Regions from separate parts of the Homo sapiens genome. Here regions 2 and 3 are each linked to region 1. Evidence: chromatin loops called from intact Hi-C (ENCODE). Cell type or tissue: dorsolateral prefrontal cortex. All regions are shown on one strand.

The links. A loop is a pair of places that touch in the nucleus more often than their neighbours do. Peaks named below come from ENCODE experiments on the same cell type or tissue, not always from the same donor. Only the 100,000 strongest peaks of a DNase experiment are listed, where the experiment ranks them.
Region 2: a loop joins it to region 1, with 13 times the contacts of the local background. A loop is called at or near these places in 53 of 110 quality-filtered maps.
Region 3: it touches region 1 in a loop (5-fold over the local background); 84 of 110 quality-filtered maps call a loop at or near these places.

The regions. Positions count from the first base shown.
Region 1 is chr4:82,458,991-82,466,990 of GRCh38, reverse strand. It overlaps ENOPH1 (enolase-phosphatase 1), which reads right to left. Exons shown (of 6, transcript NM_021204.5): 6 at 5,814-7,010. The coding sequence ends at 6,871. Among named protein-coding and RNA genes, the nearest start is that of ENOPH1, 32 kb to the right of the region's middle. In dorsolateral prefrontal cortex, CTCF peaks have their summits at 2,675, 4,193 and 4,413 (motif pointing left); a DNase peak (open chromatin) is centred at 4,410; H3K27ac peaks cover 576 bases.
Region 2 is chr4:83,256,883-83,264,882 of GRCh38, reverse strand. COQ2 (coenzyme Q2, polyprenyltransferase) reads left to right here. Exons shown (of 7, transcript NM_001358921.2): 7 at 520-1,059. The coding sequence ends at 684. Among named protein-coding and RNA genes, the nearest start is that of COQ2, 24 kb to the left of the region's middle. In dorsolateral prefrontal cortex, a CTCF peak has its summit at 4,160 (motif pointing right); a DNase peak (open chromatin) is centred at 4,152.
Region 3 is chr4:82,734,913-82,742,912 of GRCh38, reverse strand. All of the region lies in intron 1 of SCD5 (stearoyl-CoA desaturase 5), which reads left to right. Among named protein-coding and RNA genes, the nearest start is that of MIR575, 15 kb to the left of the region's middle. RefSeq lists a silencer at 3,307-3,396. In dorsolateral prefrontal cortex, CTCF peaks have their summits at 500 (motif pointing right), 3,209 and 3,411 (motif pointing right); a DNase peak (open chromatin) is centred at 3,432; H3K27ac peaks cover 4,815 bases.

The DNA.
Region 1 (8,000 bases):
CCTATCTGATTTAAAATACAACTGCATAAAGCAATAGTAATAAATCTATGTTGATGGGTACACAATATATACAGATGTAATTTGTGACAATAACAACTTAAATGGTGGAGAATGGAGTTATGTGGAGCAAAGTTTTGTATACTATTCAAACTAAAGTGGTAGTGGCCAGGCACAGTGGCTCCCGCCTGTAATCCCAGCTACTAGGGAGGCTGAGGCACAAGAACGGCCTGAACCCGGGAGGGGGAGGCTGCAGTGAGCTGAGATCATGCCACTGTGCTCCAGCCTGGGGGACAGAGTGAGACTCCATCTTAAAACAAACAAACAAAAACTAAGGTGGTATTAATCAGAACTAGAATGTTATAAATATATGTTAATTGTACCCTCAGGGGAAATCACTAAAAAAAAATTCAAAAATATATATTAAAAGAGATGACAATGCTGGGCATGGTAGCTCACGCCTGTAATCCCAGCACTTCGGGAGGCCAAGGCAGGCAGATTACCTGAGGTCAGGAGTTCGAGACCAGCCTGGCCAACATGGCAAAACCCCATCTCCACTAAAATTACAAAAATTAGTCAGGTGTGGTGGTGCACACCTGTAGCCCTAGCTACTCGTGAGGTTGAAGCACGAGAATCGCCTGAACCTGGGAGGTGGAGGTTGCAGTGAGCTGAGATTGCACCACTGCGCTCCAGCCTGGGTGACAGAGCGAGACTCCGTCTCAAAAAAAAAAAAAAAAAAAAAAAAAAAAAAAATACATATATATATATATAGAAATCAAATAGCAAAATGGCAGAATTAAGTGCTTGTCAGTAATTATATGTCAATGGCTTAAACTCTTCAATTAAAAGGCAGAGGCTGGCATAATGAATTGAAAACATAATCCATTACATACTACCTATAAAAGACACATTTTGGATTCAGGACAGAAATAAATAGAAAGAGGATGGTAAAAGAAATTCGGCCGGGCTGTAATCCTAACACTTTGGGAGACCAAGGCAGGCAGATAGCTTGAGCCCAGGAGTTTGAGACCAGCCTGGGCAATAGAGTGAGACCTCATCTCTACAAAAATACAAAAATTAGCTAGGTGTGAGGTCGCACACCTGTGGTCCCAGCTACTCAGGAGGCTAAGGTGGGAGGATCGCTTGAGCCTGGGAGATTGAGGCAGTAAGCTATGATCTTGCCACTGCACTCCAGCCTGGGGCCCCGGAGTGACACCCTGACTCAAAAAAAAAAAAAAAAGATATTCCATGTAAATAGAGGGTGAAGTGGCTACAGTAATACCAGACAAAATAGACTTTAAGACAAAAACTGTTACAAGAGACAAAGAAGGACATTATAATGTTAAAGAAGCTAGCAAGAAGCTATAACAATTATAAACATATACACACCTTACAACAGGGCAGCAAAATAGATGAAGCTAAAGAGAATTGAAGAAAAGAATAGACAATTTAACAAAAGAGAGGGAGCATTCAATACTTCACATTCAATAATAGAGCAACTGGACAGAATGTAAACAAGGAAACAGAAGATTCAAACAACACTACAAACCAACTAGACCTAATAGACATACACGCAGAACACTCCACCCAATAACAGCAGAATTTAAATTCTTCTCCAGTGCACAAAGAATATTCTCCAGGATAGACTATAAGTTAGGCCATGAAAAGTCTTGTTAAATTTTAAAAGATCAAAATCATACAAAGTATGTTCTCTAAGTATAGGGGAATGATATTAGAAATCAGTAACAGAAGGACATTTGGAAAATTCACAATATGTGGAAATTAAACACTTAAACAACCAATGGGTGAAGGAAGAAATCACAAAGGAAATTAGAAAATATATTGAGACACATGAAAACAAAAACACAACATACCTCAACCTATGGGATACAGTGAAAATAATGCTCGGAGGGAAACTCAGAGCTGTAAATGCCTACATTAAAAAAAAAAAAAAAGAAAATGGCCGGACACAGTCGCTCACGCCTGGAATCCCAGCACTTTGGGAGGCCGAGGCGAGCTGATCACCTGAGGTGAGGAGTTCAAGACCAGCCTGGCCAATATGGCAAAACCCTGTCTCTACTAAAAATACAAAAACTAGCCAGGCGTGGTGACAGGTGCCTGTAGTTCCAGCTACTTGGGAGGCTGAGGCAGGAGAATCGCTTGAACCCAGGAGGCGGAGGTTGCAGTGAGCTGAGATTGCACTACTGCACTCCAGCCTGGGCAACAGAGCGAGACTCCATCTCAAAAAAAAAAAGAAAAAAAAAACTCACAAAGCAATTACATAAGTTTCCACATTAAGGAACTAGAAAAAGAAATGCAAATTAAACCCAAAGCAAGCAGAAGGAAATACGATTAGAGTGGAAATAAACAAAATAGAGAATCAACAAAACCAAATGTTCTTCTTTAAAAAGATCAACAAAATGGATAAATCTTTAGCTAGACCTCATAGGCCCTCCTGACCTCCTCAACTTAATCTTACTTCTGTTCCCACCACTCCACTTAGACTGCAGGGCCACTGCTATTCTCAACTGAATTCTTAGCAGCAATTGATAAATTTGAATAGTTCCTTCTTTAATGGGCTCCCCTGCCACTCTCCTGGTTTTCCTTCCTCAGTGCCCAATACTTTCCCATCTCCTTTGCTGGTTTCTTTGCTTGGCTTGACCTCTAGTGTTGGAGCCTACGGGCTGTTTAGGCTCTCTTCTCTATCAACAGACTCTTCCTAAGCAACCCCATCCCATGGCTTTTAATAGCATCTCTATGCCAGTGAACTCTCAAATCTGATCTCCAGCCAGGCCAGCATTCTGAACTCTAGACTTATATCCAACTGCTCTTCGGTCATGTTGACATCAGGATCTACATTGGCTTTACATTATTATCAGCAGCACTGCTATTTTTCCAGTAGTATCATCTATCCAGTTGCTTAAGCTAAAAATGTAAGAGTTACCCTTTCAAATCCAATCAATCAATAAGTGGTCACTGTCATGTCTAAAACCTATTCTGAATCTTTCCACTTCTATTTCTGCTTTTACCACCCTAAGGCAAGCCACCACCATCCCTTACCTTCATTACTACAACAGCCTTCTCAGACCCAGTAGATTGACTCTCTCAAGTGCCAATTTTACCCCCTAATTGGAGAAGAGATGGAAGTGTTCTGTTTGGAGAGGTTGCAGCAATGGGGCCTGGCATTCCAGAGTCTGGCCAGCGTCGTGGGCATGAGCTACAGTGGCAATGGTAGCAGGCTTCCTGAGCTAACCACTGTGAGGTGTCCTCTAACTCCACAGTCCAGTGGTAGTTGCCCTGACTCTTCTCCCAGTTCTTCCACTGATGTTGTATACACCTAACTCCTTGTGATTTTTGCCTGCAGCACTCAACCCTGATATACTTAACTCACCTTCCTGCATGCAGTCATGCCCACTTATAAACCATTCTCCATTCCATACAGAATTCCTTAAATATGTAAACCACTCAGGTTATCTTCTGCTCAAAGTCCTCCAGGGGCTTTTTACCATACTTAGAATACAATTCAAACTTCTTACTGGAGTACAAAGCACTATCATCTGGCTTCAGCCCACTTCTCTGATGGTATCCAGCCACTGGGCTCTCAATTCCTGAAAAAGGCCAAGCTTTGCCCTAGATCTGTGCTATGCTGTTCCATCTGCATGGAACACCAGTTCTCCTAGTTTCCTACATGTCTTCCATGTCATTTAGATTAGATGTCACCTTCTCATCACCCCTCCTGTAAAGTTATTCTACCCTGTGTTCTCTGCAGAGCGCTTACTAGTATCTAATTTTTTCTTGTCTTAGTCACCATTGTTTCTCTTCTCGAAAAATGTATGCACAATGGGAGTAGAGAGGAACTTTGTCCCCTCATAGCAGATCTGGGATGCAAGGTAAATGCTTAATAAATATTTAAGGAATAAATTTGGGTTGAATTTGTAAGGTAGAAATTTTACTTCTGTCAGTTACTCCAAGTGTTTTAGTAAAAACTCCACGTTATTCTTAAATATTAGGTTGAGGATAATATCACTTTGCCATCTGGGCACAGGTGGTAGGTTAACAAACTTTTGGAATATATTATACTCAACTTTGTACTCGTGGGAATAAAAAAAGCCCTGAAAACAATCCCTTTTTAACACTGCCGCTGGAAAAAGGGGCTAAAAATCACTAATTTTTTATTGAGGAAAAGGAATATTAGATAGTTGGATTTCATTCAGGATTACTGCCATTTTTTCCAAACTACTCCAACTCTTGCAACATCAAGCTTTTGGCTTGTAAGGATAAACAAAATATAGTTTTCTCTCTCTTAGCTCCATCTGCTGTATTTGGCGGGCGACGGGGCGGGGGTTGGGGGAGGGGGGGAGGAGGGGTGGAGCCTCACACTTCATATCAAGTCTGGAGAAACAGCACCATCTGCTGGGGAAAGGCTGCCGTGCATCTGCCCTGGCAATAAGCCAGTGGCTTTCAACCTTTCCTTGTGCAACTACACATTTGACATTCTGCGTAGCAACTAAAACCCGCTTTCCAGACCAAAAAGAAGTCCTGCTACTCCAGAAATGTTGATAAGATTAGAGAATCTTCTGTTAAGGGCTTCTCTTCTAAAAAACCAACCTGGGCTTTGACCCAAGATTAGAAATCAGCGCCACTGTAGGAAAGAGAACAACAGAGGTACATCTGGATTAATAAACAGGAATAAAAAGAGCCACAACTTTAAGACGCTTTTGTCCTCCATATTCTCTGCAAACAAGAGGCTGAGGCCTTTGTCCTCTTTTTGGAAGTTCCAGAGGTTTTTTGCCTTCCTTCCCCTCATAAGGACTATGAATTCATCTGACTTCATCTTCTAGCTCATTATCCACATTAAAAAAAGTTTTTTAATGATGCATAACTGTGCATATTTATGGGGTACACTGTGGTGTTTCAATACATGTATACATTGTGTATCACTGCTTACATTCTTAGATAGGTATTTTTCCTCTCTTGCCAATCTACTTTATCTTTCAAATTCTTCCTACGACCTTTCTCCATCATTTGTGAATGGTTTTCCTAGGATCTAAAAACGATTCCATTCAACTAGTTTTTCCCTTACTTTGCAAAATAAATCTGATACTTCAATTTTCTCTTAATTCCTGAAATCTATTGATTTTCTGTCCTCCTTACTCAGTGTACATGGGTAGTAAAATGCCTCTCCACCTCAATCCTTTGCTGGCTAGATGCTGTGTGCCTTCCTTTTTATTCAATTCCTTTCTAATCTAGATCCTAGTGCCTAATCTTCTCATTTCTTCATTTTCCAACTACTCCTTAAATAACATTAAGATATACCCCTTTCTGCCATCTGCCTATGAGCTTTCCAAAAAAGGTATTAAGTTCATCCTTTTATTACTATTTGTGGTTTTATCATCATTTACAAATTATTCCCATTTCTAAGATGTACCTAAACTCATTTCCTTTCTTTTTTATTCATATATTTTCATAGACCCTAGATTTCTTAATTGGCTACTAGATCAAAATTATCAACATAAAATCTTTTATATCCCCTGTCCTCTCATAGTTCTAAGACTTCTTTTTCCTTATTCAAAGCATTTCTAAAATTGCTCCTCCAGGATTCGTGAGTTTTTCTTGATTAGTTAGGAGAGTAACTCCCTCCTTCAAGCATTACCTTAGAGACCTCAAAGTTAAGATTCTCAAAAATATAAGGAACTCCACTCATATCCTGAATGCTTACTATCCAAATGGAATAGTAACCTTATATGTATACATAACTCAAATAATAACCATGAATTGCCACCGGCACTCCATTAAAACACACACATGATACACGATTAAGATAAGAGCTAAATATTCTTGTTTTTCAGTTTCTCTTTTGCTATGGCGGCATGTGGATAGAGTTCAGGAACCTATATAAAACTGAGTGAAGAAAAAATGCTTTTATTAATCACAACATGAAATTAACATGACATCGTATTAGAATTAAACCAGGATAAATACTGCTGTTATAAAATTTACATTTCTCACATCCATTCCAGAGGAAAATCTTACATATTAGGGCTCATCTTAATGTTATGGACTGATTTCAGTAAAACTTTTTAAATAGTAAATAGCAATTAACGTATTCTCAAACTGTGCTAAGTAGTTAGAAAGGCAACTATAAAATCTATAATGATAACACGTGGCAGGATTAGAACTGTTCTGTTAAACATTAAGAACCACATCTCTGTTTTAGATGTTACCTCAGTGCACCTTTTTCACTGGTAAGGCAACTGCTTGCTGTGGGTGCCACAATGATTACCAAGTTTCTTCTTAAGTAAAAGACACTTGTTTGATCAAGACTCAAGTGAGTTTTCTTTCCCAATTTTGTTCTTTTGAAGCAGAAGGAAATACCTTGGTCTTTGATATATATAAGGAGGCAAATATGAAATACAGCTGTTATAATCTTCTAAATCACAAGGGCAATGAATTATTCATTTTCTTTGAAAATATTCAGTCTTTGAAATATTTCATTTTTAAAATAACAAGGCTTCTGAATAATTTCTCAAAACTAGCTTTCCATTTTAGTACACGATTTGATAAACATAGCACATTAGATAGGTATTTAGCAATTTCTTCTACCAACTACACTTTGCCCTCACTAAGGGTTAGAGTATGATTTGAAACAATTTCTACATATAAAGCATCTTTAAATAAGTTTTGTGTTCACTGAACTGAGACTTCTTTCACTTATGTACCTATGGAAGTTAATCTGAGCATACACATATATACATACTTGCATACATATGTGTACATATGTTTTTTAAGTAAGTTACTTTTACCATTAGAATAAACCTAGACACTACAGGGACAACTCTGGGGAACAGGGCGGTCTGCCTTAACAACCCTTCTCTAGGTTGAGGAAGGCAGGTATAGTTCACTGAAGGATGTGATGAGGCTGTAGTAAGTCTTCTCATCATCTGTTAATCCTGCGTTGCCTGGTCTCACCACCACAGCTACGTGCACATCTGCTTCCTCAGCAGCACTGGCCTCTGTGAAAAATCAAAGGATGTGTGTGTGTCAGAAACACCAAAAAATGATGTCTGAGATTTGCAGCAAAGTCAGCAGGGGGATGTGGGGATGGAAGAAATGAATTTGGCCCTGATTTGATGACTGTTGAAGCTAAAAGATGGGCACCCTGGGGTTGACTATATTATTATCTCTTTTATGTATGTTTTAATTTTTCCATGATAAAATTTTAAAAAATACGTAACTGTACTTGACAGAAGAGAATGGCAGTGTATCCTACACTTCTGAGCTTTATTAAGTACTTATGAATGCAGAAGGATGGAGCCATGTTCTGTCCTACACCTTTCCTCCACTTCCTCCCATCAGCCCATACCGAGAACTGAGCTGTTTCCCAAAGGACAAGCTGTTGGTAACACGAATTAAAATGATATGGGGCTGGGCACGGTGGACCCAGGAGTTCACTTGAACGCCAGACTTGAGTCCAAGAGTTCGAGACCAGCCTGGGCAACATGGTGAAACTCTATCTCTACAAAACAATACAAAAATTAGCCGGGCGTGGTGGCGTGTGCCTGTAGTCCCAGCTACTCAAGAGTGCTGAGGTGGGAGGATTGCTTAAGCCCAGGAGGTCAAGGCTGCAGCAAGCCGAGATCGCACTACTGCACTCCAGCCTGGGTGACAGAGTGAGACCCTGTATCAAAAAAATAAAAACACAAAGAAGATAATGGGACAAATGGAATCCTATGGTTTAATCAGCCCAAGATATCTGCTCTTACCTCCAGACCCTAAACATGTCATACTCCCAGCCTAGAATGGAGCAAGTTAGAGTGGGAAATGGGATACAGGCCTGTGATAAGAGAGATGGCGCTTACTAGGACAGATAGAACAAAACTGGTGAGAAATCTGGAATATATATATATAAATCCCGTGGAATTTAGATTTGGTGTAAGAGTAATCACCATTAGTTTCTCAGCCTTTGGAGAAGAGTCACAGCACCTGAACAGATTAACTGAAGG
Region 2 (8,000 bases), 800 kb before region 1:
TGTTCTCCATTGAGAAACTTTGCTGCAGACGCTAAAACCAGAACTGGAGGGTAGGAGTTGCAGGGAGACAGACTTTAGATCAGTCAGTATAAGGAAGAACGTTCTAAATCGTTAGAACTAAAAACAGTATGGGTTGCCTCACAAGCATTCATGCAACCCTCAACCGAAAATTCTTAAGAAACAGCTTGGATGATTCCAAGTGAAAAATATGGTAAATTTTTCTTTTTCTTTTTCTTTTTTTTTGAGATAGAGTCTCACTCTCTCACCCAGGCTAGGAGGGTGCAGTAGGGTGATCATGGCTTATTGCAGCCTTGACCTCTTGGCCTCAAGCAATCCTCCCACCTCAGCCTCTTGAGTAGCTGGGACTACAGGCATGTGCCTTCGTGCCTAGCTAATTTTTCATTTTTTATATTTGTATTTTTTGTATTTGCTGTTTTCTCCTCCGTGTTAACATGTTTATTTGTTATGACCCAAAGTCCAGACTAGGTATTAATACAACTTTGTATTCCTCTCTTGCAGATTTACACTCTAGACATCCACAGACCTGAGGATTGTTGGAATAAATTTATCTCCAACCGAACACTGGGACTAATAGTTTTTTTAGGGATTGTCCTTGGGAATTTGTGGAAAGAAAAGAAGACAGACAAAACAAAGAAGGGTATAGAGAATAAAATAGAAAATTAATGAATGAAATTTATCTAGGAATTTTTAAAACATTTTTTACAAAATATAATTAGATTTGAATACAAAATCTGATACAATATGTTAAAGAATTAAGAACCTGAAGATGAAGATTTAGAGCATATTTACCTGGATTTTACTTATTTGCTAGCAAAATTCCCCCTTGTCACAGAAACCAGGGACTCTTCAGGATTTGAGATGGCCTTGAGTATTTTAGTTGATACATTCTTCTGCCCATTATAATTCTCACCTGAAGTTATGGGGATTGCACGGGTTTTGGCACTTTAGAAAAAGCCTGATGTGGGTCTTACATAAATGAATGTCTGTATAAGAAAATGGACTCTTTTTTTTAGGGAAAAATAAAAGCAACTATGGGAAGTTGGGCCTTACTGTTCTTTATTGTGACCTTTAGTCACTGCCAAAAACTGTAATTTAGGAAACCAATTCTGTTTTTTTATGTTTTAGGAGAATTTAAATAACCAAATAGAAGTATTTAGCTATTATAGCCACATGTACCACTGTTTACCAACCCTGACTTTTATTTGGGAGATTTGGTCTCTGTGTGCAGTCACAGTGACCAGAACAGACAAGTGGGCAGTCACCAGAGACTACCTTGATTTTCTGTCTATATCTTTTTTATCTTATCCCATTATAGTTTATAGGATAGTGATATTTAAATGTTTACTGTTTTTTCCTTTACCTGCCCTCACCTTCACAATGTTCTCAACACAGTAACCAGAGTAATTCTCTTAAAACCTGAGTAAGGTCATGTCATTCCTCTCCCCAGAACCCTCCAGGATCTCCCTAGGTCACTCAGTACAAAACGAAAGTCCTACCACCTGCCAGGCCCTCCATGACTTGGCTTCATGTCTGACTTCTCACACTCACACCTGTAGCCCCACTGGCCTCACTCTTCCTTAAACAGGCTGGGCAGACTCCTACCCCAGGGCCTTTGCATTTACTGTTCACTTTGTCTGGAAAGTTCTCCCCAGATCATGTCTTACTCCTTCACTGCAGAACCTTTCTTAAATGTCACCTTCTCTAAGAGGCTTTTCTTAGCCATCTTCAAAAATCTCACCTGCAAATACCACCCATACTTCTGTCCCCTTGCTTTTTTTTTTCTCTTCAGCTCTTAATATTAGCAACCTGAACTATATCTTACTTGATTTAAATTGCTCTCATAGACAGTAGGCTATAGGGCAGACAGTCATTTGTATATGTGGGTGTGGGCAGCAGTAAATATAAAATTGCATGATGAGGGCGACGATGATGGTGATGATGAAGATGATGATGCAGCTAACAGCACTTACATATGCCAGGCACTGATAAGCATAGGAAAAATTATTTAACTGTTTACTCAGCAAATACTGAGCCACTGAAAATGACTTGGGTCAGTTGTTGCAGCTGTAACTTTGCTATAGCAGCAGTGAGTTGAAGGGGAGAAGAATTAGGAACATAGTACCCTACTTTTGAGGAAATATGATTGGCTTTGATTTTAACAGAATAGACAGAGTTTAAATCTATGTTGATTTCTGTTTTCTTACAGATACGACCCTATATTTTAAAATGCTTAAAACATCTTAACCCATTGCACTGGTTCCAATTAAAGAAGGGTGAGTACAATGTACTTCAATTTTACAACATTCTCCTTAGTTTATGAAAGTTAAAAATGGAACAGATTTTAAAATCACTAAAAATCCTGCAGCTTTTTTGTGATACAGGGGACAAGAGAACATAACATTAATTCATACATACTCAAAAAGCTTATTCTCAAAAAGCTGCTTAAACATAATTGAATTATTTTAGTTCTTTTTCATTTTTCCTCCCTTCTCCCAGTAGAAAACGCTGAAAAAATAATATAAATGGGTAAGGAACAGATTTTTGGAAAAGAAAAAACGATGAAGTAGATTATTAGTCTCTAGAATCACAGACTTAAGACAACTCGAGTTGGAAAGACACACAGCAGTCATCCATCTAGATCAGGAGTGTCAGTCCCTAGGAGAGTTGAAATGAGCATTGCCAGGAGTTTGTGATAGTTGAAATGACCAGCATTGCCGTGGGAATTTATTCAGTGAGGAGGGCCCTTGCCCTACTCTTCTGCTTCAAAGTCACTGTGAGTTTTTCAATAGAAATCATGTGAAAGAACTTTTTAAACTGTGGACAATTATCTACCACAATTTCATGATGGGGGTGGAGATAGGATGGGAGCTACAGGGTCTAAAAAGTAAATGAATACAACTATTCCAGCTCTAACTGACCTGTCCTCTGAATTCCCAGAGCACTTGGTGGGTGCCAGTGGAGCAGGAGCTGTGAATGCCAGTCACAGCCACAGCTTGCCAGGGTTGGAATCTGCTTTAACACCTATCAGTTGGGTGATCTTGGGCAAGTTCCCTGACCTCTCTGTGGCTCACTCGGGGATAATCATAATACCTTTCTCATGCATTTCAAAATTTTCTGTCTTCCCCTGCGAATGGAGATTTCATGGTAAGTGGGACCTTGTTTGTCTTATTCATTGAAATATCCCCAATATACCATATCACAAGGGCTGCCTCTCCCTCTTCCCGGATTTCTTTGCTAAATTGTTTAATGCCTCTACCTGATTTTTATAATCTGGCCTCACCCTAATGTTTCCTCCAACTGAAAGTACACCCTCCACCCTCTGGGTGCCAGTGGAGCAGGAACTAAGAACGCTATCATGACGACAGCTTGCCAGGGTTGGAATCTGCTGTAACACCTGCCTACCAGTTGGTTGCTCTTGGGAAAGTTCCCTGACCTCTCGGTGGCTCAAATACTCAAATAGGTATAATCCTAATACCTTTCTCATGGATTTAAAAATTCTCTGTCTTCCCTTGCGAGAATGGAGATTTCATGATCAGTGGGACCTTGTTTGTCTTATTCATTGAAATGTCCCCAGTATACCACACTGTAAGCACTCAGTAAACATTTGTAATTTTTGTACATCGGGTGAACTAACATTAGAGTTACTTGTCAGACCTGGTGTTAGGTGCAACCATTAGAAATTATTAATGCTGGCCAGTCACGGTGGCTCACACCTGTAATCCTAGCACTTTGGGAGGCCGAGGCGGGCGGATCACGAGGTCAGGAGATCGAGACCATCCTGGCTAACACTGCGAAACCCCGTCTCTACTAAAAATACAAAAAAATAGCCAGGCATGGTGGCGGGCGCCTGTAGTCCCAGCTACTTGGGAGTCTGAGGCAGGAGAATGGCGTGAACCTGGGAGGTGGAGCTTGCAGTGAGCTGAGATCGCGCCACTGAACTCCAGCCTGGGTGACAGACCAAGACGCTGTCTCAAAAAAAAAAAAAGAAAAAGAAATTATTAATGCTGTTCAACAACATAAAAAGTTGACTATGTGAGGTAACGTTACAAAAACATTTTCATGTACATATCATCAAAACTATATAAGAATATAAGTAATGCTGCTGTCTGCCCACCAGGTGGCCTTGCTCTGTAGGAGCAGTCACAACTCTTAACAACACTGGAGCGTAACACTGCCTTTTCGATAAAGCTGTTTTATTCTATCTCTGGCTTGCCCTTTGCCCTTCTTTCCTGGGCAAAGCCAAGAACCCTCGTGGACTAAGCTCCACTTTGGGGCTCATTTGCCCTGTATCAATGGTAACACCTATTTCTTAGGGTTAATGTATAATTTAGAGACTATGCAACACATTTAATATAGGTGCTGGCATACAGTAACTAATTTTTAACTTTAGAAATTAATCAGGCCAGGAATGGTGGCTCATGCCTGTAATCCCAGCACTTTGGGAGGCCAAGGCAGGTGGATCACTTGAGGTCAGGAGTTCGAGACCAGCCTGGCCAACATGGTGAAACCCCATCTCTACTAAAAATACAAAAAAAATTAGCCAGGCTTGGTAGCACACACCTATAATCAATCCCAGCTACTCAGGAGGGTGAGGGAGGCATGAGAATTGCTTGAACCTGGGAGGCAGAGGTTATACTATACTTCTTTTGTAAAATCTACTTTTTTCACTTAATATTTTCCCATGTCATTAATGCTTCTTTCAATATATTGATGTTTTTTGGCTGCATGGGTTTTTATCATATGTATGTACTGCAATTTAATTAATCCTATCATGGATTTTAATATTTACATTTTTTCCTTCTCACAAGCAGTACGGCCATGAATAGATTTGTATCATTGGGCATATCTGTGAATATTTCTGTAGGAAAAATCCTAGAAGCAGAATGTCTTTGTATGTGCATGTACATTTCCAGGGATTGGAGGGTAGGTATGGAGGGTGGAGTATGGTGGTAGGCACATTTTAAAGGATTTGGATTCATTTTCTCAAATTACCCTACAGAAAGCTACACATTGCTAATAGCAGTGCATGAGAGCCTCTTTCTCAGACCTTGGCCAATATGAAAGGATACTATTTTTAAAACTTTGACACATAGGCAAGAACAATATGTGGTTTCACTCACAACTCTGTGATTACTAAAGTAGTTGATCTTTTTCAAAGTGTTTATAGAGCATTTTTATTTCTTCTGTGTGAGTTGCCTTCATGTCTTTGCCCATTTGGTTATTGTTGTTGTTGATGTACGCTGCCTCATTCATTGATTATATCCCCAAGATCTGATATCTGACAGACTTGTGCTCTCATTTTACAAGATTATCGTGTTATTAATTGTGATGGGATTTTGGATTTCATGCTTTATACTGAACTATCTCTTCCATGGAGAAGGTAACATTTAACATTTTTATAGTTGTTCCAATTAATATGTATTATTCAGACAGTCCAAACATTTGTTGAACATCTGTGTGCAGGCACAGGCTAGTTGCTGCAAACACAGAGATTAATTAGAGTTTCTATCTTCAAAAAGCTCAGAATCAGTAGCTGGGATTACAGGCACGTGCCACCATGCCTGGCTAATTTTTGTATTTTTAGTAGAGACGGGGTTTCACCATGTTGGCCAGTCTGGTCTCCACCTCCTGACCTCAAGTGATCTGCCCACCTTGGCCTCCCAAAGTGCTGGGATTACAGGCATGAGCCACTGCACCTGGCCTCTCTCTCTTTCTTTCTTTCTTTTTGTAGAGACAGGGTCTTGCTTTGTTGCCCAGGCTGGTCTTGAACTCCTAGGCTCAAGCAGTCCTCCTGTCTCAGCCTCCCAAGTTGCTGGGATTAGAGACGTGAGTCAACCTCACTCAGCATAAATACTTTTTTTTTTTTTTTTTTTTTCAAATAAAATCGTACATAAAACCCCAACAAATACGTACAGATGGAAATCAGAGACAGTCCCCTTAAACTGAACCTTCCTTTCTTTTAGGATTGTCACAGAGCCCAAGTTGAAAACTATCTCTTAGAGATAAGAATGAACATTGGAGTCCCTACAGTTACTAACTGAATGACTTAGAGTGAACTATTTAAACCTCTCCAGCCTATCTCTTTATATCTAAAATGGGAATTAAAATAATATCTACCTCATGCTGGTGTTTTAAGAATTGCATGAGAAAATGATCTCATCTAAACTCCTGACTTTAAATGTCATCTGTATACTGATTATTCCCAAATGTGTACCTCCAGCCTAAACTTCCCTTTTGAACTTGCACTTGGCAGAATTGAATATTGAACTGCCTACTTGATATTTCAACATGAATGCCAAATAGGCACCTCCAGTTCAATATGTTCAAAACTGAACTCCTGATCTCAGCCTCAAACCTCCTCCTCCCACCCTTCTTGCCATCTCATTAATGGCATCTCCTTTTCCTTTTGCTCTGACCAAAACCTTGGAATCAACCATGACTCCTTTTTCCCACATTCCATATTCAAGACATTAGAAAAGCATATTGGTTCTACCTTCAAAATACATGCAGAATCTAATCTTTTCCTACCACCTCCACAGCTGCCACCCTGGCCCAAGTCCCTATCTTCTCCCCGCTGGATTAACACATTAGCCTCCTCACTGGTCTCCCTCCTTCTCCCTTGCCCCCTTTCATGTGTCCTCACCATAGCAGCCAGGCCGATCCTGCTACAACCAAAGCCAGCGTATGTCATTCCTCTAACTCAGAACCTCCCCATACCTCCCCATTTCTCCCAGTGTAAAGCCAAAGTCCTTAGCATGGCTGAAGGACCCTCAGTGAGCGGGCTCCTGCTGCCTTCTGGCTCTTCTTCCACTCCCTCCCTCGCCAGTGCTGCTGCAGGCCTTCTGCCGCTGCAGCCTTCTGGCCTCGTTGGGGTTCCTGGAATGCTTTCCTAGATGTTGCCATGGATACTTCCTCACCTCCTTCAGTATTTGCCCAAAAGTCACCGATTCAGTGAAACCATTGTCTTCATTTTCTAAGACTTAACACACACCATTACACAAACTTCTTTTTCTCTCTCACTGCTTTTTCTCCATATTAAAACATATGATATACAGTCATATGTCACTTACAGATGGAGATACTTTCTGAGAAATGCATCATTAGCCAATTTCATCCCTGTGCAGACATTATAGAGTTCATGTACACAAACCTAGATTGTCTAGCCTACTACACACCTAGGCTATGTGGTATATAGTCTATTGCCCCTAGGCTACAAACCTGCGTAGCATACTGTACTTCATGCTGTAGGTAATTGTAACACAATGGTAAGTATTTGTGAATCTAAACATATTTAAACACAGAAAAGGGCTAGGTGTGGTGGCTCACACCTGTAATCCCACCACTTTGGGAGGCCAGGGCAGGAGGATCACTTGAACCCAGAAGTTCAAGACCAGCCCAGGCAACATGACTAAACCCCATCTCTACAAAAAATACAAAAATTAGCCGGGTGTGGTGGCACATAGCTGTAGTCCCAGCTACTTGGGAGGCTGAAGTGGGAGGATTACTTGAACACAAGAGGTAGAGGCTGCAGTGATCGCGCCACTGCACTCCAGTTTGGGCAACAGAGTGAGAACTTGTCTAAAAAAAAAAAAAAAGAAAGAAACACAGAAAAGGTACAGTGAAAATACAATATAATCTTATGGAACCATTGTCCTATATGTGGTCCATCATTGACTATAACATTGCTGTGTAGCACATGACTGTAATTTGTTTTACTTATTTTCTTTGTTGTGTGTCCTCACTAACAAGAACCTAACTTCATGAGGGCACAGATATTTTCTGTTTGAATCATCATACTTTATTTCCAGTGTCTGGAATACTGCCTAGCACATAGTAAATTCTTAAAAAATATTTGTAGAATGAATCACGTATATAAAGCTTTTAACAGCACAGTATGTGATTCATTGCCTTCAGGCATTTTTAGCACTCTTTTTCTTCTCCAAAGGATTTATCTTTCCAGAAACCATCTATGAGGAACT
Region 3 (8,000 bases), 280 kb before region 1:
TTGGAAAGGTTGCTTTCCACTCCCTGAGCCTGGCCAGTGTTTGACATGTTGGACATTGTGGTGGGCTCTTCAGAGACCCGCATCATTGGTGAGCTCTCTCCTGTAATTGTCTGGACATATAAAGATGCATTGTTTTTTTGGAGACAGAATCTCACTGGAGTGCAGTGGCACAATCTCAGCTCACGGCAACCTCCACCTCTCAGGTTCAAGCGATTCTCATGCCTCAGCCACCTGAGTAGCTGGGATTACAGGCATGAGCCACCATGCCCAGCTAATTTTTGTATTTTTAGTAGAAACGGAGTTTTGCCATGTTGGCCAGGCTGGTCTTGAACTCCTGGCCTCAAGTGATCCACCCACCTCGGCCTCCCAAAGTGCTGGGATTACAGGTGTGAGGCACCATGCCCGGCCAGAAAGGTGCATCTTTATTTCAGGTGTTATCTGGGGATTTATTTATTCTAAGACCCCAGCAATCCTGTGCCCACCTCTAGTTTCTTGCTGCTGGGGTCTCTCTGCCTCTCCAGTAGGTGGCCCTGTGAGACAGGACCCGGTCAGACCTCACACCAGCTCTCTCTTCTGAGTGGCCACGTTTGGTCCCCAGGGCACACTCTACTCAGGAAAACCCAGAAAGGCAGACTAGCTCCTGCATGCCCCTCTAGCCTGCTGTCATGGCCCACTCTGGGTGTCACAGGCATGCCTCTGGGACCTGAATGTCTGCTGGTTCCAGCTGTAGTGAAACTACTTTAAAGCTCCCCAAGTGGTCCACACAAGCTGCCTGACTGGGCTTGGAATGAAGAAGATACAACTCTTGCCCATCTTTCTTTTTTTTTTTTTTTTGAGACGGACTCTCTTCTGTCATCCAGGCTGGAGTGCAGTGGTGCGATCTCGGCTCACTGCAAGCTCCACCTCCCGGTTTCACGCCATTTTCCTGCCTCAGCCTCCTGAGTCGCTGGGACTACAGGCATGCCCATCTTTCTTTGGGGGATTTTAAGGGGGACACTACAGCTCATTAACAGCTCCCCCAACAAAAGCTCTTCACCTATCTGCCCACTCCCCCCCCCCGCCCACTCTGACCCCTTTTCATATCCTTGATCTGGAGGAGGCATCCAAGAGTGACGGAGCCAGGTCTCAATAATTTCCTTTGTGAATTCTGTGTAAGGGGGTCTGTTTCACAGTCATGTAGGTATCTGATATCTATCATATTGGTGCCTCAATTAAAATGGAGGCAGAAAGAGCCCTATTCTAATATCTCATTCCATAAACAATAGAGACAAAGGCAAAAGTGTGTGTTTTAGTTCTCTATTGCTGCCTACCAGCCAGAAATGGAGTGGTTTAAAACAACATCGATAGACTATTTCTCATGATTCTTTGCTGGCTGGTCAGTTCCTCTGCTGGTCTCACCTGGGCTGGCTCATGCAGCTGCCGTCACTCACACAGCTGGTGGTTGGCACTGACTGTTGGTTGGGCGCCTTGGTTTTCTGTCTCATGGCTTCTCATTCCCTGGTAGGTGACAATGGTTTCCTTTCAGAACAAGCATGGCAGTGTTTCGAGGGACCAAAGTGCAAGCTCCAAGGCCTCTCAAGGCCCAGGCTCTGAAAGTCACACAGCATCACTTTCATACATTCTATTGACCAAACAAAACCACAAGACCAGCCTAGATATAAGAAGTGGGAAAAGAGGCTGGGCGCAGTGGTTCATGCCTGTAATCCCAGCACTTTGGGAGCTGAGGCGGGCAGATTGCTTGGGCCCAGGAGTTTGAGACCAGCCTAGGCAACATGGCAAAACTCTGTCTCTACGAAAAAAAAAAAAAAAAAAATTAGCTGGCACACGCCTGTAGTCCCAGCTACTTGGGAGGCTGAGGTGGGAGGATCACTTGGGCCTGGGGCCTAGAAGGCAGAGGCTGCAGTGAGCTGTGATTGCACCACTGCACTCCAGCCTGGGTGACAGAGCGAGACCCTGTCTCAAAAGAAAAAAAAAAAAAAGAATTGGGAAAAGAGACTCCACCTTAGTCTTAGTCTTTCACCCTCCCCTATAGTTTCTAACACAGAATTCTGCCTCTGTCAGTTCTGGTTCTAGACTTTTTCTGAGCAGATTTGGGGTAAAGGATTAGGGGAAGAATTAAAAGTTATCTCTACATTGGTTTACATTTTGCTTACATTTGGAAGGGTAGAAGGAAGAGAAAAGAAAGATTCAGAAGTTGAGAGGAGGGAGGAGAGAAAGTAGAGCCAACTGTGGCGGACCTTGGAAAAGCACTGCAGGGGATAGACCACACATTGGGAACTGGGAGTCCTTGGTTTAGAGAATAGGGTTCCAGGCCAGGCAGGTGCTTTCATTAATGAAGTTATCGGTAAGTCAATATGTCTGTCTGAGTTGGATGAATGATACCCTCCAAAGCTTATTGTGAAAATGAACTTCACTATAGATTGGATTCCCCCTTGGGGCCTGGCTAAAGCCACACTATGAGATGTTAGCCTGATACTGGCTCCATAATACCCAAACCCAGCCTGAGATCCTCCCCGTCCACCTGCCCCAGTGGACAAACCTTGCACTCCCATCCTTTCTCCCCTCTGACTTTTGTGCTCCTAGGGAAGGTGATCAACAGCAAGGCGAGGTGCTGGGTGCTGGCAAAACAACCTCGCCTTCAGGTTCCAGGTTTCTGGAAGAGGTGAATGACAGAAGAGGGAATCAAGTTGATTATTTCCTCCATGTCTCCGCTCTACTTTGGGCGCTACATTCAAAGCTCAGGTTTTTCATTTTAAAAATAATTGCTAAAGTCCTTAGGGGGTAGATGCTTTATGTGTGCTTATCTCGAGTTTAAGTTGAAAGGACCTGTGTTTCCCATCAGATGCCCCCAGCAGGAATGGCATTGGAGGCTGGTGATATTTGAAGGGCAGGTCAGATTGCTGAGACATGAAGTGGCTGGGCTGGTGTTGAGCCGACACAGGTGAGCAGGCTCAGGCTGCAGATTGTTGAAGCAGATAAGCAAGCGGTGGGGATGGAGAGGGGTCGGGACCTGCACTCGCCTTAGATTTTAAACACATCAAGTCCATGGAAGAATTTATTTTCTACTTTCAGAGAACAGATATATGCCTCTCTTTAAGAGAATATGCTGTGCTAAAAAAATTATCAAGTTTTCATCGTGGCTTTTCACGATCAGCATGGCTAAGCAGAAGCCTGTCCAGCTGCGTCTAACTCTACGTGCTTCCTAAATTACCCTGTAATCCTCTTGTCCTCTTCCAAGCCTTGGCCGATCTGAATCATAGTGCATTTCTTTCAGCACACACATGGCAATAGATACTTCAGAGCATCGTTGGGGTGAGTTTTGTGTGCGTGAATGCCTGTGCCCTGGCCTGGGCCACCACCGCACACAACCAGCAGGCGGAGTGTGGCTCTACCAGCCACGACCTCCCTCCAGGGCAGTGCGGGGAGGCCACCGGCAGGGGGTGCTGCACCCACACTGCTGGCACCAGTACGTGGGCATTACCAGGCTTCATAAATTGCTGGAAATTTAAAGCTGGAGGGGATGTTAGAAACCGTATCATCCACTGGTTTCCATTCGCTCGTGAGGAACCCATGATCCCGAGAGTTGAGTTTGTGGTGGAAATGGAGCTAAAATAGAGCCCTCTCCACTTCCAGGCCAGGACCTCCACCTTTCACATCCCCACTGCCTTCCCCTGGCATGACTACAAATGTCTTACCAGTGTTGAGAGGGAAATGATTTGCATGTAGAAGAATCAGCAAGGACAAGAACAGGTACTTAGTGCTATTTGCCTGGGAAATCGCAGATTGAGGCTTTTTGCATTTGGCCCCAAAGTCACAGTCAACCCGCAACTAGTAGGGGTAAGATTATTATTTTTTAGTGATTATATTTAAAAATAGCACACTTGGGGAAAAAATTACAGTTTGCTACAAATCATCAAAACATTTGCCCATCCTCTGAGAGGCCATATGTTGTAGTGTCAGTCCCCACCTCTGTTATTACTAGCTGGGTGATCTTGGCCAAATTTCTAAACTCCATTTTGCCTCATCTGTAAAATGGGGTTGGTGAAGATTAAATGAGATAAGACATAGGCAGTGCTTTTTAGGGTCACAGCGTATCCTAAGTACTCAACAAGTGCCAACTGTAATAATAATGGGAGCCATTTGGCATCTATAACTTGGAACTGCTATGTAGTTGTATCTACTACAGTGGAGAAATGTTCCCTCTCACCAGTTGGATATGTAGCTGTTGGGTGTAGCTTCTCTATGGTCTACCAGGATCCTCTCCAGAGACCATAGTTGTGGCCAGGAGTTGGCTAAGGTGAAGGAGTGAAGAGTAGGTATGGAAGGGTGGAAGGAATGGGTGAGTGGCTTTTAGTCTAAGCTGGCAAGTAAGAAAGAATTGAGAAAGAGAGGAAGTGTGCTGGGATGTGTTCTTCCCCAACTGGGGATCTTTCTTATAGGCAAAAAAATAAATAATCAAAAGCCATGAAACAGACAGTGATAACTTTTTTTTTAAACGGAGTCTCACTCTGTTGCCAGGCTGGAGTGCAGTGGCACGATCTCGGCTCACTGCAACGTCTGCCTCCTGGGTTCAAGCGATTTTCCTGCCTCAGTCTCCCGAGTAGCTGGGACCACAGACGCACGCCACCACACCCAGCTAATTTTGTATTTTTAGTAGCGACAGGGTTTCACCATGTTGGCCAGGATGGTCAGTCTCCGTCTCTTGACCTCGTGATCCGCCCGCCTAGGCCTCCCAAAGTGCTGGGACTACAGGCATGAGCCACTGGGCCCGGCCGTGATAACTTTTTTTCAGGTAGAAATCTTTTGGTTCTTTTTTTATCAAGTATTTTGTGTGATGCTTACAGAATACATTTATTAAGTATTTTGTACAGCTCTTATTTTTTGTTGTTGTTTTACAATTTGGGTGATGCGTGCAAAAAGTAGATATAGTTCTAGATAGTGGATTTTTTTTTTTTTAGCTAATTAGATTGACCTCAGGTCCAATCTGTAAAGTGTTTCAAATACTTAAGTTTTGTTTAGATTTCTTTAATCTTATCCATGACCTTTTTTGCCCCCCAGCCTTCCTACCTCATTGTGCCATTGATAGCAACTTGACTTTGGTTTCTTCTCTTTTCAGAGTTTGATCCAGTGGTTGTAAAATGCTTTCAGATCACGACATGAAACTCTGCCTTAATAGAAAGGCACAATATAAATCAGAGATGGCCAGAAAGGCAAGCATGAAAATAGTATCCCTGATTTTTTTCCAGTAGCACATGATATAACATTGAATAATTGCTGGGTATATTTGACAAATTGGGATACAGTTCATTAGGGAGCTGGGGAACTTAAAAATCAGGCTGTCTTCAGGAAAATTTATGAGGGGATTACAGTGTGCAGCCACCAGAAAATGGGGCAGCAGGAACCTTGGCTGAATTGATGATCTGCCTGAGTGGGAGCTGCATCCATTGAGCAAAACTTTCTTTAGTCAAAGTGACTTAGAGGGAAAATTGTGATAAATAGAATGAATGAAAAAAATTAACATCCAGAATATCTAGAGAATGGAATTAAATCCACAAGTGCAATACTATTTCTACTGCATTAACAGTCAAAAAAAAATCTGAACATGTTCACACAAGAGGCATTACAACTAGAAAACAAATCCTTGGAAGAGGACTCAGCCTCCTTAGTAATTATAAGAAGTTAAAACACAAAACCATGCAATGCCGTTAAACTGGCAAATTATAATTACAAAATCAAAGTCTGGCAAGGCTTTTGAGAAAGTTATACCCTCATACAAACATAAATTAGTACAATATTTCTGGAAAGCAACATGGCGAAGTGTAGTAAACCATGGAACATCATATCCTTTGAGCTAGTATATGTTTGAGACTACATCCTGGAGAAACAAAGAAAGAAAAATAGGAAAAAAAACCCTAAAAATTATTTTAAAAAATTAAAAACAAACTATGGTCTGGCACGGTGGCTTACACCTGTAATCCCAACACTTTGAAAGGCTGAGGTGGGAGGATCACTTGAGCCCAAGAGTTCGAGACTAGCCTGGGCAACATGGCAAGACCCCGTGTCTACAAAATTTTTTTAAAAAATTAGCTGGGCATGGTGGCATGCATCTGTAGTTCCAGCTACTCAGGAGGTTAAGGTGGGAAGATCTCTTGAGCCCAGAAGGTCGAGGCCACAGTGAGTTGAGGGCATCACTGCACTCCAGCCTGGGCAACAGAGCAAGACCCTGTCTCAGAAAAAAAGAAACCCCAAAAGTATGTTGTAAAATGAAATATAATATTACTATTAAGAATGATTTTTTTTTTTTGAGGCAAAGTCTCACTCTTGTCCCCCAGACTGGAGTGCAATGGCGCGATCTGGGCTCACTGCAACCTCTGCCTCCTGGGTTCAAGTGATTCTCCTGCCTCAGCCTCCTGAGTAGCTGGGATTACAGGCAGCTGCCACCACGCCTGGCTAATTTTTGTATTTTTAGTAGAGACAGGTTTCACCATGTTGGCCAGGCTGGTCTCGAACTCCTGACCTCGGCTGATCCACCTGCCTCAGCCTCTCAAAGTGCTGGGATTACAGATGTGAGCCACTGCGCCTGGCTGAGAATAATGGTTTTTTTTTTGTTTTGTTTTGTTTTTTCTTAGACAGGGTCTTGCTCTGTCACCCAGGCTGGATGCAGTGACACAATCTTGTCTCACTGCAACTCCTGCCTCCTGGGCTCAAGTGATCGTCCCACCTCAGCCTCCAGAGTAGCTGGGACTACAGGCACATGCCACCACACCCTGCTAATTTTTTAATACTTTTTGTAGAGATGGTGTTTCGCTATGTTGCCCAGGCTGGTCTCGAACTCCTGGGATCAAGTGATCTGCCCACCTTGGTCTCCTAAAGTGCTGGAATTGCAGGCCTGAGCCACTGTGCGTGGCCAAGAATAATAAATTTGTGTGTTATAAAAACAAATAGAAAGGCTGATATAAAATACAGTAAGTCCTCACTTAACATCATTGACAAGTTCTTGGAAACTGTGACTTTAAGTGAAACGATGGATAATGAAACCAGTTTAACCACGGGCTAATTGATATGAATACAGAACTAAATTCCTACGACATATTTCTAGTCAAGGAAACATCACCACATTTCTAGATTAAGACCCAAAACACTTCTATTAAAAATGGAAATAACTGTGAGCTATACATGCATTTCGGTAATAAAAACAAGTAAGATAATTTTTTACCCAGTCTTTGGTGAATCGGTGAGTGACAGCAGTCATGTGGTGGGTAAGTCAAGGAATAAGTGTTTGCAATGAGAAAATTGTCAGGAGCCCCCCCTTCCACCATGCAGTTGAAAAACGAGCAGTAACGAATGTGGCGGCTCCTTGAGCGCTTTCGCACTGCGTCGTTTATTGTCGTGTATCTGTAGGATTATTCACTACTTTACAAATTTTTATTTTACTGTAATTTGTATCCATTTATTACCCAACCCGCTTATTGCACTTCAGGGTGGGAGGTAGCCAGAGCCTATCCCCAGCAACTCAAGGCACAAGGTGGTACCCAACCTTGGACAGGACACCATCCCACCATAGGGCCCACACATTCACACACACACAGTCATTCAGATCTGGACCGTGTAGACACGCCAATCAACCTAATGTACAACACACATCTTTGGGATGTGGGAGGAAACCAGAGTACCCAGAGAAAACCCATACAGACATGGGGAGAACTTGCAAACCGCACAGACAGTGGCCTCGGCTGGGAATCAATTTTCAAAAATCTCATCAACATTGTAACAAAACCATGTTGATCAAAATGACACTTTTTTGAGGACCTGCTATAATGCTAAATGAAAAATTGTTGAGCTCAGGCTGGGCGTGGTGGCTCACACCTGTAATCCCAGCACTTTGGGAGGCTGAGGTGGGCAGATTGCCTGAGCTCAGGAGTTCGAGACCAGCCTGGGCAACATGATGAAACCCCATCTCTACTAAAAAAAGTACAAAAAATTAGCTGGGCATGGTGGCA